Regions from separate parts of the Homo sapiens genome. Here region 2 is linked to region 1. A link is an interaction called in ENCODE POLR2A ChIA-PET data of the cell type or tissue named here. Cell type or tissue: OCI-LY7. All regions are shown on one strand. Each heading gives the region's core, and the rest is flanking DNA. Links, peaks and the distances in the headings are about the cores only.

Region 1 (5,371 bases), core at 95-5,094:
GACATCTGTGGTTTTCGCGACTTGGGGGAGCTCCTGGCATGGAGTGGGTGGAGGCCAGGGATACTGCTCAGCACCCCGCAGTGCCCAGGACGGCCCCACCCCAGAGAACAATCGGGCCTCAAATGTCCACAGTGCTGAGGGGGAGAAACTCTGGGTTCATTATTTTGGGGAAAAAAATTCGAGTTATTTTCCTGCTCATGATAGGCACCATAAACGCCCAGTGGGGCAGACGGTGTAAACCAGGAGGACCCCCAGCTCCTGGGACTCACCTCCTCTCTCCCTCCTCACTCAGGGTGTGGATTTCAATGTGTGCAGCCTCCGGGGACCTCAGCAGGGCAGAGGATCATGGGACGCGGAGTCTCTTGGGGGTCCGTGGAATCCCCTATCCCAGGGGGTCTCAACTCGGGGCAATTTTGCACCCAGGAGACATTTGTGGCTGCCTCGATTGGTGGATGCCATGGGGTGGAGGTCAGGGGTGCCACTCAGCACCCTGCAGTGCCCGGGGCAGCCCCACAACCAAGAATGATTCAGCCCCAAATGCCCACAGTGCCGGGGGGAGAAGGCCCGGTGCAGAAGAACCTGCCTCCCGGGTGAGTTGAGAGCAGGCTTCTGTCCTCTTCTGGACAGAATTACTACAGCTCCCACTCAAGCCCCGGTAAACAGACACCCGTTTTCAAGCCCACCGATGTCCTCTCAATGAATCCCCGTTTCAGAGCTGTTATTGCGACCACCTGACTCTACTGATTGAGGCTCCATACCCAGAGAGGCTCACATCCACGACCACCGAGCCCGGGGATCTGAGTACCCCAGCCCAGTGTGCAGACCACAGCCACCTCTCGTGTGTGTGTGTGTGTGTGTGTGTGTGTGTGTGTGTGCGCGCGCGCGCGCGCGCCTGTTGCTAAGCAACCGCTTGAACAGTCAGCCTCCCACAGAACGAGGGATGAGGCACCAACTTGGTCATCGGCAGATTCATCGAGCCTTGGCCGCCTTTGACTCAAAATACACACGGCGGTGACAGTCGCATATGATGAGATGCTGGGGGCAGGGGACATGGGGGAGCCGAGTGGAGGCCAGAGAGGATGGCTCTGCCAATCTGTGGCTTGACCTTGACCCTCTCTGACCCTCTACAGCAGGGGTCAGAGTCCATTGCCCAGGACAGCAATGATGAGGCCCGTTGGATGCTAATTTTCCTCCCATCCGCTTCATCGTTTTAGTGAACCAGCACCCACCTGCAGGGCCCCTGCCAGGCTAACACCCTCGGATCTCTGCGCAGACACTCCCGGTGCCGCCTGGGGATGCGTGTCATAGATGGTTAAGGTGCAGCCTGGGGAGGCCCAAGGTGGGGTCTGTTGAGAAGTTAGGGGCCTGGTAGAGGGGCCCCCTGTCCCACCAGCAGGGTTCAAGGGGCTGAGGGCTCCTGAGCAGACATGGGCCAGGCAGAGGCCCAGGCGGGTGCCCCAGTGCAGAGCCCACTGTGGCTGGATGAGCCTCGTAATGACTTCATGTTAGAGCCTCAGCTTTACTTATTTATTATTTTTATCGGACATGGATCTGAATTATTATTCTTATATTCTTGTTATTATTATTATTTTAGAGTCAGAGTCTCACTCTGTTGCCCAGGTGCGAGTGCAGTGGTGCGATCATAGCTCAGTGTAACTAAGGGGTGCTCCTGGCAGGGAGTGGGTGGAGGCCAGGGACTCTGCTCAGCACCCTGCAGTGCCAGGGCAGCCTCACCCCAGAGATGGATCCAGTCCCGATGTCCACAGTGCTGACGGTGAGAGACTTCCCTGTAGAGTAGAAAGTCTCTGTTCGTCAGCTGTTTTTACAATTCCCAGTCTGTTTTCTGTGTGCGTGTGTGTGTGTGTGTGTGTGTGTGTGTGTGTGTGTGAGTTTTGTTTATAGCAGGTTGGGTTTTTTTGTTTTTTTTTTTTTTGAGATGGAGTTTCACTCTTGTCTCCCAGGCTAGAATGCAATAGCATAATCTCGGCTCACTGCAACCTCCACCTCCCGGGTTCAAGCAATTCTCCTGCCTCAGCCTCCCAAGTAGCTGGGATTACAGGTGCCTGACACCACGCCTGGCTAATTTTTGTATTTTTAGTAGAGACGGGTTTCACCATGTTGGTCAGGCTGGTCTCGAACTCCTGACCTCAAGTGATCCACCTGCCTCTGCCTCCCAAAGTGCTGGGATTACAGGCATGATCCCACACAGCGCCAGGCCAGGAGTCTTACCTTTCTAGGAGGCAGAGTTTATCTGTTCTTTTGGGGCTCCTTTCTCTAGAGAATGGGGGAGAGGGCAGCACCAGGGTGATGATGTCCCCGCAGAACAGGCCGTCACGGGATTAGCCTAGTCGATGCTAGTTGTCCTTATTGGAGATCTTGGGGAGACGCCCTGAAAATGCTGTAGTCTGCCTTGGCTGGTTCAACGTCCTTTCACCCCTTTTCTCTCTTCCTCTTTCAGAAATGGCACTTCTAGGGTCAGTCGGCTTCATTTTAGAAGTTAGCAAAAGAAGGAAAAAACTGCTAAAGCCGGGGTCGAAAACTGTGGCCCCCAGGCCAAGTCCCCCATCTAGTTCCTGTTTTTATAAATAAAGTTTTATTGGCATACAGCCACAGACATGCTGTGCCCCCACCCCAGGCCCAGTCTGGCCCTCCACTTCCTGTTTTTATAAATGAAGTTTTATTGGCACACAGCCACAGACAAACTGCAGCTCCCTGGGCCAAGTTCCCCCCTCCACTCCCTGTTTGTATAAATAAAGTTTTATTGGCACACAGCCACAGACATACTGCAGGTCCCTGGGCCAAGTTCTCTGTTCCACTTCCTGTTTTTATGAATAAAGTTTTATTGGCACACGGCCACAGACATTCATTTACCTGTCATCAGTGACTGCTTTCATACTACAAGGACAGAGCTCAGTGGCCTTTTGCAGAAAAGGTTTGCTGACCCTCAGCCTAGAGGCCTTGAGTTATCTGATTTCATCTCATAACCACTCGTGAGGAAAGAATGATCGTCACTGGACAGATAAGGATGCTGAGACCTAGCGAGGTTAAGTGGCTTCATGAGGTGACATAACCAGCAGTTTAGGGCTTGGGCTCCCAACTCTGCCACCTACTGGCTCTGTGACCCTGGGCCATCTCTGTGCTTTTCTGAACCTCAATGCCCTCGTCTGTGAAAGGGGGGAGAATAGGCAGTGCCTGCCTCTCAAGGGGTTAATGCATGTCAAGCTGTCTAATACTAAATGCACCATTCTTCCTCTGGTCTTCATGCCTGCTATGCCTCCTCAGCCCCACACAGTGCTGTTGAGACAATCAGATAATGTCATAGTCATTAGACCTTTTTGATGATATACTCAGACATACTCAGGAGGAAACTGCTGAGTTGCTTGGCTGATTGTGGAGGGACATGATGTCCAAACCCTTGTGTATGAATAAGTTTGAAAGCTGACCATAAAATCCCAGAATGCTCTAGTCTGCAGCACATAAAGAGTGTATTAGCTAGCTATGGCTGCGTAACAACTACCATGAATGCAGTAGCTTAGAGTGACACCCATTTATTATCTCATGGTTCCATAGGTCAGAAGTTTGGATGTAGTGTGGCTGGGTAAGACCCTGCACAGAGGACCCAGCCACACTATGTCCAAACTTCTGACCTCGGAGATGTGAGCCAGGGCTGCATTCTCATCCGAAGGTTTGTGTGGTGACGGATCCCCTTCCAAGCTCATTCCAGGCTCATTCAGAATTCAGTTCTTTGTGGTTGATAGACTGTTTCTGTTGCGTTGTTAGCTGTCAGGAGGGGGCAACTCTCAGCTCTTTGAGGCCACTCTCAGGCCACTTGGCCTTCTCCATAGGCCCCTCATGCTTCCAGGCTCTCATTTCAGGAAAGGCCCAATCCCTTTTAAAGGGTCACCTGATTAGACCAGGCCCACCTAGGATAATCGCCCTTTCAGTGAACTCAAGGTCAACTGATTTAGGACCTTATTTACCTCTTCAAAATCCCTTCTTTCCTGAAAAGCAACCTAATCAGGGGAGTGATATCTCATCATGTCCACGGGCCCTGCCCACACTCAAGGGGAGGGGGTTCTACAAGATATGTTCTCCAGGGAGATCTTAGACTCCTCTTGGTGGCAAAGGGAAGGGGGGGCCTGCGTTCGGCCTCAGCCAGGACCGAATCAGCAGGACCTTCACTCCCTTTTTCTGGCGTCCATCCCTTCCTCTTGCAGGAGTACTGCCAGGTCTTTGGGGAGAGGGTGGGGGTTATTGGGAGAAAGGAGGCATTTGGAAAGTAGGTGGCAGGCTGTGTCCCAGTTACACCTAAATGTGTCTCCACTTATTAAAAAAAAAAAACAACCTTTATTTTGAAATCATTACAGATTCAGAGGAAGTTGCAAAAATCACACAGAGCAAAAAACATCACATGTATCTTCACAGTTTCCCCCAGTGGTGACATCTTACGTAACCATAGTACAAAACCAGGAAATGGACCCTGGCACCATGTATGTGCAAAGCTCTGTGCCCTTTCGCACACATGCAGACTCGGCTTCACCTTATTTATGGGTGTGCAGGAACATTAAGTGTCCATAAATGTGGACGGAGCTCCTCTTACTCGTGGGCATGGGGTCAGAGGGAGGCGGGAGTACAACCAAACAAAACCATCTAGACTTTGACCGTTGATGTGGGTGCCAGGTTCCAATCACCGTGTGCCCCCACACTGCGTTCAGGGCTACGCTCTTCTGTCTTCTCCCACTAGTCTGTGAGTCTGTGAGGTCTTGTCCACTACCTCTTTAGGCAGCCAGCCCTTCTGGTGGGCTTTGTCGTGGGGAGGGGGTGGCACTAGGTGTGTTCTGGGGCTCCTAGCACTAGAAGACTTGTTTCAAATCCAGAAGCACCTCCTATTCGTGTGGGCGCCCAGGCAACTTACCTGACCCGTCTGTGACTCTGTGTCCTTGGGGACCTCCTATTCTAAACACAAGAGCGTGGCCTGCTGTCACCGTCACCATCCTGGCATCTGCAGAAGAGCCACCAAGCGCTGCCTCCTGAGAATTTCTGGAAGGAGGAGATGACTGGTAGAGTGGAAAGTTATTGAAAGGGACATTTGGAGTTCTTTCCAAGGGACATAACCCATCTCCCAATATCCCCTATCCATTTGCTCAACCTTCAGAGAGACCTACTAAGATATCCAGTTGTTCACCTCAAGTCTTCAACTTTCCCCAAAGTTCTTTGCTGTTTTCTCTGTGCCTTGCACAGAGCCTGATGCATAGTACGTGCTCCTTGGGGGCCACTTTGTGTGTGTTTCCTACTAATGGCACCTACAGCAGCAATGGCCACCATGTCTTTTACAGCTACAGTCCTAGGCAGAATTCCAAGATGGCGCCCA
Region 2 (5,347 bases), core at 1-5,000, 220 kb after region 1:
AGGAGGGGAAGCCGGGCAGCCTTCCTGGAGGAGGCGGGCCTTACTGGTTGAAGCAGTGGGCGGCAGACAGCAGCCAGCGGTCCCCCACCACAGTTGCTCCGCAGAAGTGCCGGGACCCTTCCTTCAGGCTGACCTGCCAGGGCACCTCCCCGGAGGCAGCTCCGAACCCGCCCACGACCCGGGTGGGCTTCTCCATTGCAGGCCTGGCCCCACATTCTGGAAGGAGGACACAAGACCAGGTCTGGGGATCTTGGCCTGCTCGGGTGGGAGCATCCGGTGGGGTGGTCCCAGGACACCGGTTGCAGCCAGGCCCTGAAGATGCCGCAATCCCTCCCGTTCCACACAAGAAGCCGTGGAGGCTTCAAGGTGTCCGTAGTTTGCCCAAGGTCCTGCAGCAAGTTCGTGGCCTCGCTTCGGGGACAGAAGTTAAGAAAGAAACATACAGCGGCCCAGTCAGCCCGAGGACCCCCCGCAACAGACCCCACCACAGACCCGCAGCCCACAAAGCCAGGTTTATGGCCTCCTTGCAAAGACGGGGCTGCACTCCAGGAGACCCATGGGGCGGCTGAGAAAAGGAAGGGTACGATTGTTAGGGGGTTTCGGAACAGAGTGTGGGGTGTAGGTGAACTGAAATGAAGCATGGCCGGGCGCGGTGGCTCATGCCTGTTATCCCAGCACTTTGGGAGGCCAAGGCGGGCAGATCACCTGAGGTCAGGAGTTCGAGACCAGCCTGGCCAACATGGCGAAACCCCAACTCTACTAAAAATACAAAAATTAGCCAAGCATGGTGATGGGCACCTGTAATCCCAGCTATTCAGGAGGCTGAGGCAGGAGAATCACTTGAACCGGGAGGTGGAGGTTGCAGTGAGCCGAGATCACACCACTGCACTCCAGCCTGGGCGACAAGAGTGAAACTCCGTCTCAGAAAAAAAAAAAAAAAAAAATAGGAATGCAACTAACAGTTTTTGGAAACAGAGATATAGTCCTACAAGTTTTCTTTTTTCTTTTTCGAGATGGAGTTGTGCTCTTGTTGCCCGGGCTGGAGTGCAGTGGCACCATGTCACCGTATCAGCTCACTGCAACCTCCGCTTCCTGGGTTCAAGCGATTCTCCTGCCTCAGCCTCCCAAGTAGCTGGGATTACAGGTGCCCTCCACCATGCCCAGCTAATTTTTAGTATAGATGGGGTTTTGCCATGTTGGCCAGGCTGGTCTTGAACTCCTGACCTCAAGCGATCTGCCCACCTCTGCCTCCCAAAGTGTGCGATGACAGGCACGAGCCACCGCACCCTGCCAGTCCTACAAGTTGTCTGGGTACAAACTATTTGAAAATACAATAGAAAGTATTCCAGACCGGGCATGGTGGCTCACACCTGTCATCCCAGCATTTTGGGAGGCTGAGGTGGGCAGATGATGAAGTCAGGAGTTCGAGGCCAGCCTGACCAACATGGGGAAACCCCGTCTCTACTAAAAATACAAAAATTAGCCGGGTGTGGTGGCCTGTGCCTGTAATCCCGGCTGTTCAGGAGGCTGAGGCAGGAGAATCACTTGAACCTGGGAGGCGGAGGTTGCAGTGAGCCGAGATCACGCCACTGCACTCCAGCCTGGGCGACGGAGCAAGACTGCGTCTCAAAAAAAAAAAAAAGTATCCCATTGATAGATCGCCATAGTTAACAAGACATGGGCAAGACCTGTGGACAGAAAGATACCATGAGGGTACACGCAACGTAAGATGGGAATAAACGGATACACATGTGACCTTTCCTTGAACAGGAAGATCCAAAATTATGAAGATACTATGACGATATCCGTTCTCCCTAAATCAAGATAGGCACGTACATCATCTTCTACCTTTCTGCCCCGAAAATACCTTGTAGCTTAGGAACGGTGACCCAGTCAAGAGGCACGGTACTGAGGGCCTGCATCGATTTGGTGGGGGTGCTGACCACAGGGCTCTCAGGACTGGTGGGCCAGGCTGTGCTGGGGGCGGCAGGGGCAGGAGCCATGGTGGGGGCCAGAGGCATGCTGGCTTTGGTGGTGGCCTCCAGGATCCAGTCACGTAGCCTGGTGACTCGGGCATAGACCCCTGGACGCCGGGCTTCCGCACACCCGATTCCCCAGCTCACGATGCCAGCCAGAAAGAACCGGCCAGAGGGCTCCTCGCAGACCAGGGGTCCTCCTGAGTCACCCTAGGAAACCAACACACACCCTCAGGATGGGTCGGCAGCAGCCAGTCCAGACACCAGTGCTACGAGGCCCAAGAAGGAGCTCTGAGCTGGGACAGCCAGGACCTCTCTCCACACAAGCTCACAGAGCACCTGGGGCTGATCATTGACATCTCAGAACCTGTTTCCTCTTCTGTGGAGGAAAAAAAACAAAACCCAAGACAGTTGGACTATAGGATCTCTAAGATGTCTTTCAGTCCTACCTCTGGCAGGCCAAAACGTGACCCAAATAAATAACATCCCCTCCTCTTCTTAACTCAGTAGATCTTTGATAATGTCACCACTTGCTTAGGCTGGCAGTATGGCTGCCACGCGGGTGCCTCCATATATCTCACTGGTAGCTGCAGCATTGCTCCCAAAGTGCTCATCTGCTGTCACTCGTCCGGCCTCACCATTTTTTACCTTCCCATATCCAGTTCACCCTGACCCTTACGTTCTGTGTATCGTTTTTTTGTTTGTTTTTGTTTTTGAGATAGAGTTTTGCTCTGTTGCCCAGGCTGGAGTGCAATGGCGTGATCTCGGCTCACTGCAACCTCCTCCTCCCAGGTTCAAGCAATTCTCCTGCCTCAGCCTCCCAAGTAGCTGTGATTATAGGCACGCATCACCACGCCCGGCTAATTTCTTGTATTTTTAGTAGAGACGGGGTTTCACCATGTTGGCCAGGCTGGTCTTGAACTCCTGACCTTAAGTGATCTGCCCACCTCAGCCTCCCAAAGTGCTGGGATGACAGGCGTGAGCCACCGTGCCTGGCCGACTCTTACATTCTTAAACATGAGCCCTCTCATTAGTTCCTAGCATTTTCTCCAGATTCTGGTTTCAATATGGCAATCTAAGCACATGTAGCAGTCTCTCCCATCTTTTCCTCACCCACCAGGCCTTAGAAACAAGAGCAAAGGTATGCACAAGAAAGACAGGAATCCACAGCCATGCTAAAAAAATTAGGCAGGAGAGATCCCTGGTTGTGGACCAGAAACCATGAAGACTCACGAGAGGCTGACAGAGGAAGTGGCAGCCCAGCCCATGTGCAGAAGCTCAAGACACAAGAGAAAGCTTTCTCAAGAGGACCTGGGTTGGTTGGGGTAGAAAAGGGATTTGGGCAACCACAAAGGATAAATGAGACCAGGAGGTCTTTGGTCCCTTGAAAGGGTACATAGAATCCAAGAACACAAACTGTTAATGTCCCTCGCCAAGAGAAAGTGAATAGCAAATATAAGATCACGGCAAGAATTGAGCGACATTTTTAAATTTTCAATTTTGTTTGAGACGGCGTCTCACTCTGTCACTCAGGCTAGAGTACAGTGGCGTGATCTTGGCTTACTGCAACCTCCACCTCCTGGGCTCAAATAATCCTCCCACCTCAGCCTCTCAAGTAGCTGGGACTACAGGCATGCACCACCAAACCCAGCTAATTTTTGTTTTTGTTTTTGTTTTTGTAGAGACAAAAGTTTTGCTATGTTGCCCTAACTGGTCTCAAACTCCTGGCCTCAAGCGACCTGGCTGCCTCAGCCTCCCAAAGTACTGGGATTACAGGTGTGAGCCACTGCACCCAGCTTTTCATTCTTAAGCACCAGTTGAGGGATTCCAATCTCCATGAAATAAAGACACTCAGTTACAACAGAATAACTTACGTTTGCCTGAAATACAGTTAACCACAAATATAGAATATAGAAGAAACATAACGGATTAAATTACGATCCTCAGAGAAAAAGAAAGAAATGGTATCCACGAAACAAGAACAGGACACTGCAAACAAGACCAGGTGGCTGAAAGAAGAAAGAATGAGACACCTTGAAAACAAAAATTATAATTGTCGGCCGGGCCTGGTGGCTCACACCTGTAATCCTAGCACTTTGGGAGGACAAGGTGGGCAGATCACCTGAAGCCAGGATTTCGAGACCAGCCTGGCCAACATGGCGAAACCCTGTCTTTACTAAAAGTATAAAAATTATCCAGGCGTGGTGGTGGGCACCTGTTATTCCAGCTACTCGGGAGGCTGAGGCATGAGAACCACTTGAAACTGGGAGGTGAGCCAAGATGGTGCCACTGCACTCCAGCCTGGGTGACAGAGCGAGACAGTGTCTTAATTAAAAATACAAAAATTAGCTAGGTGTGGTGGCGCATGCCTATAATCACAGCTACTCTGGAGGCTGAGGCAGGAGACTCGCTTGAACCTGGGAGGCGGAGGTTGCAGTGAGCTGAGATCACACCACTGCACTCCAGCCTGGGTGACAGAGTGAGACTCCATCTCAAAAAAAAAAAAAAAGAAGAAGAAGAAAAAGAAGGTTCCAGGTATACAGCAGAAGCAGCTTTGGATGACCCCTGATTTTCTCTTTTTTTTTTTTTTTTTTTTTTTTTTTTTTTTTTGAGACAGAGTCTTGCTTTGTCGCCCAGGCTGGAGTGCAATGGCGTGATCTCAGCTCACTGCAACCTCCAGCTCCCAGGTTCAGATGATTCTCCTGCCTCAGCCACCCGAGGAGCTGGGATTACAGGCACCTGCCACCACGCCAGGCTAATTTTTGTATTTTTAGTAGAGACAAGGTTTCGCCATGTTGCTCAGGCTGGTCTCAAACTCCTGACCTCAAGTGATCCACCCGCCTTGGCCTCGCATAGTGCTGGGATTACAGGCGTGAGCCACCGTGCCCAGCCCTGGAACCTTCTTGAGTTGAGCCTGCAGCTCACTCATGGCCCAGCTGACCACCCAGGGGCAAAAGTCCACGGGGTTCCCATAGACCAACCCTTCCCATACAGACGGAGAGAATCTGATGCCCAGGGTATGTGCTGGCATCATTCATACAAGAGGTGTTTCTTGGGTGCCACGTTGTATCAGGCCCAGTGCTGGGAACAGTGTCTGTGTCCCCACACAAGTCCCGGTTTGGAGGGCAGCTGGGGGGGATTTACACAGGGACCCCATCATAGCCAGGGAGATTACTCAGGGACCCCAGGCTCTGTGGCACGCACCTGGGGCCCACTGGAAGGGAGCAGGGAGCCATGGAGGGCAGAGGAGGGATTGAAGTCAGGTTAGAGCTTCTGGAAGATCCTCTAAGCAGCACCTGCCTCTCAATCCCAACTGCTTTAAAATTCCTCAAGAACGGGCATCCAGATATCTGTGAATCGCCCAGCATTTG

What was found. Peaks named below come from ENCODE experiments on the same cell type or tissue, not always from the same donor. Only the 100,000 strongest peaks of a DNase experiment are listed, where the experiment ranks them.
Region 2: POLR2A ChIA-PET joins it to region 1 with 5 read pairs; 12 of 35 experiments call an interaction of 5 or more read pairs at or near these places.

The regions. Positions count from the first base shown.
Region 1 is chr19:2,628,992-2,634,362 of GRCh38, reverse strand. The region is part of intron 2 of GNG7 (G protein subunit gamma 7); the gene reads left to right. MIR7850 (microRNA 7850) reads right to left here and starts at 3,648; the gene lies at 3,570-3,648. RefSeq lists an enhancer at 341-480. In OCI-LY7, for the core only: a CTCF peak has its summit at 3,100 (motif pointing left); DNase peaks (open chromatin) are centred at 1,262, 1,714 and 2,772; H3K4me3 peaks cover 896 bases; H3K27ac peaks cover 3,112 bases.
Region 2 is chr19:2,410,539-2,415,885 of GRCh38, reverse strand. TMPRSS9 (transmembrane serine protease 9) reads right to left here. Exons shown (of 19, transcript NM_001395513.1): 11 at 1,868-2,186; 12 at 45-216. Among named protein-coding and RNA genes, the nearest start is that of TIMM13, 14 kb to the left of the region's middle. In OCI-LY7, for the core only: no CTCF peak of the experiment used is centred there; no DNase peak of the experiment used is centred there.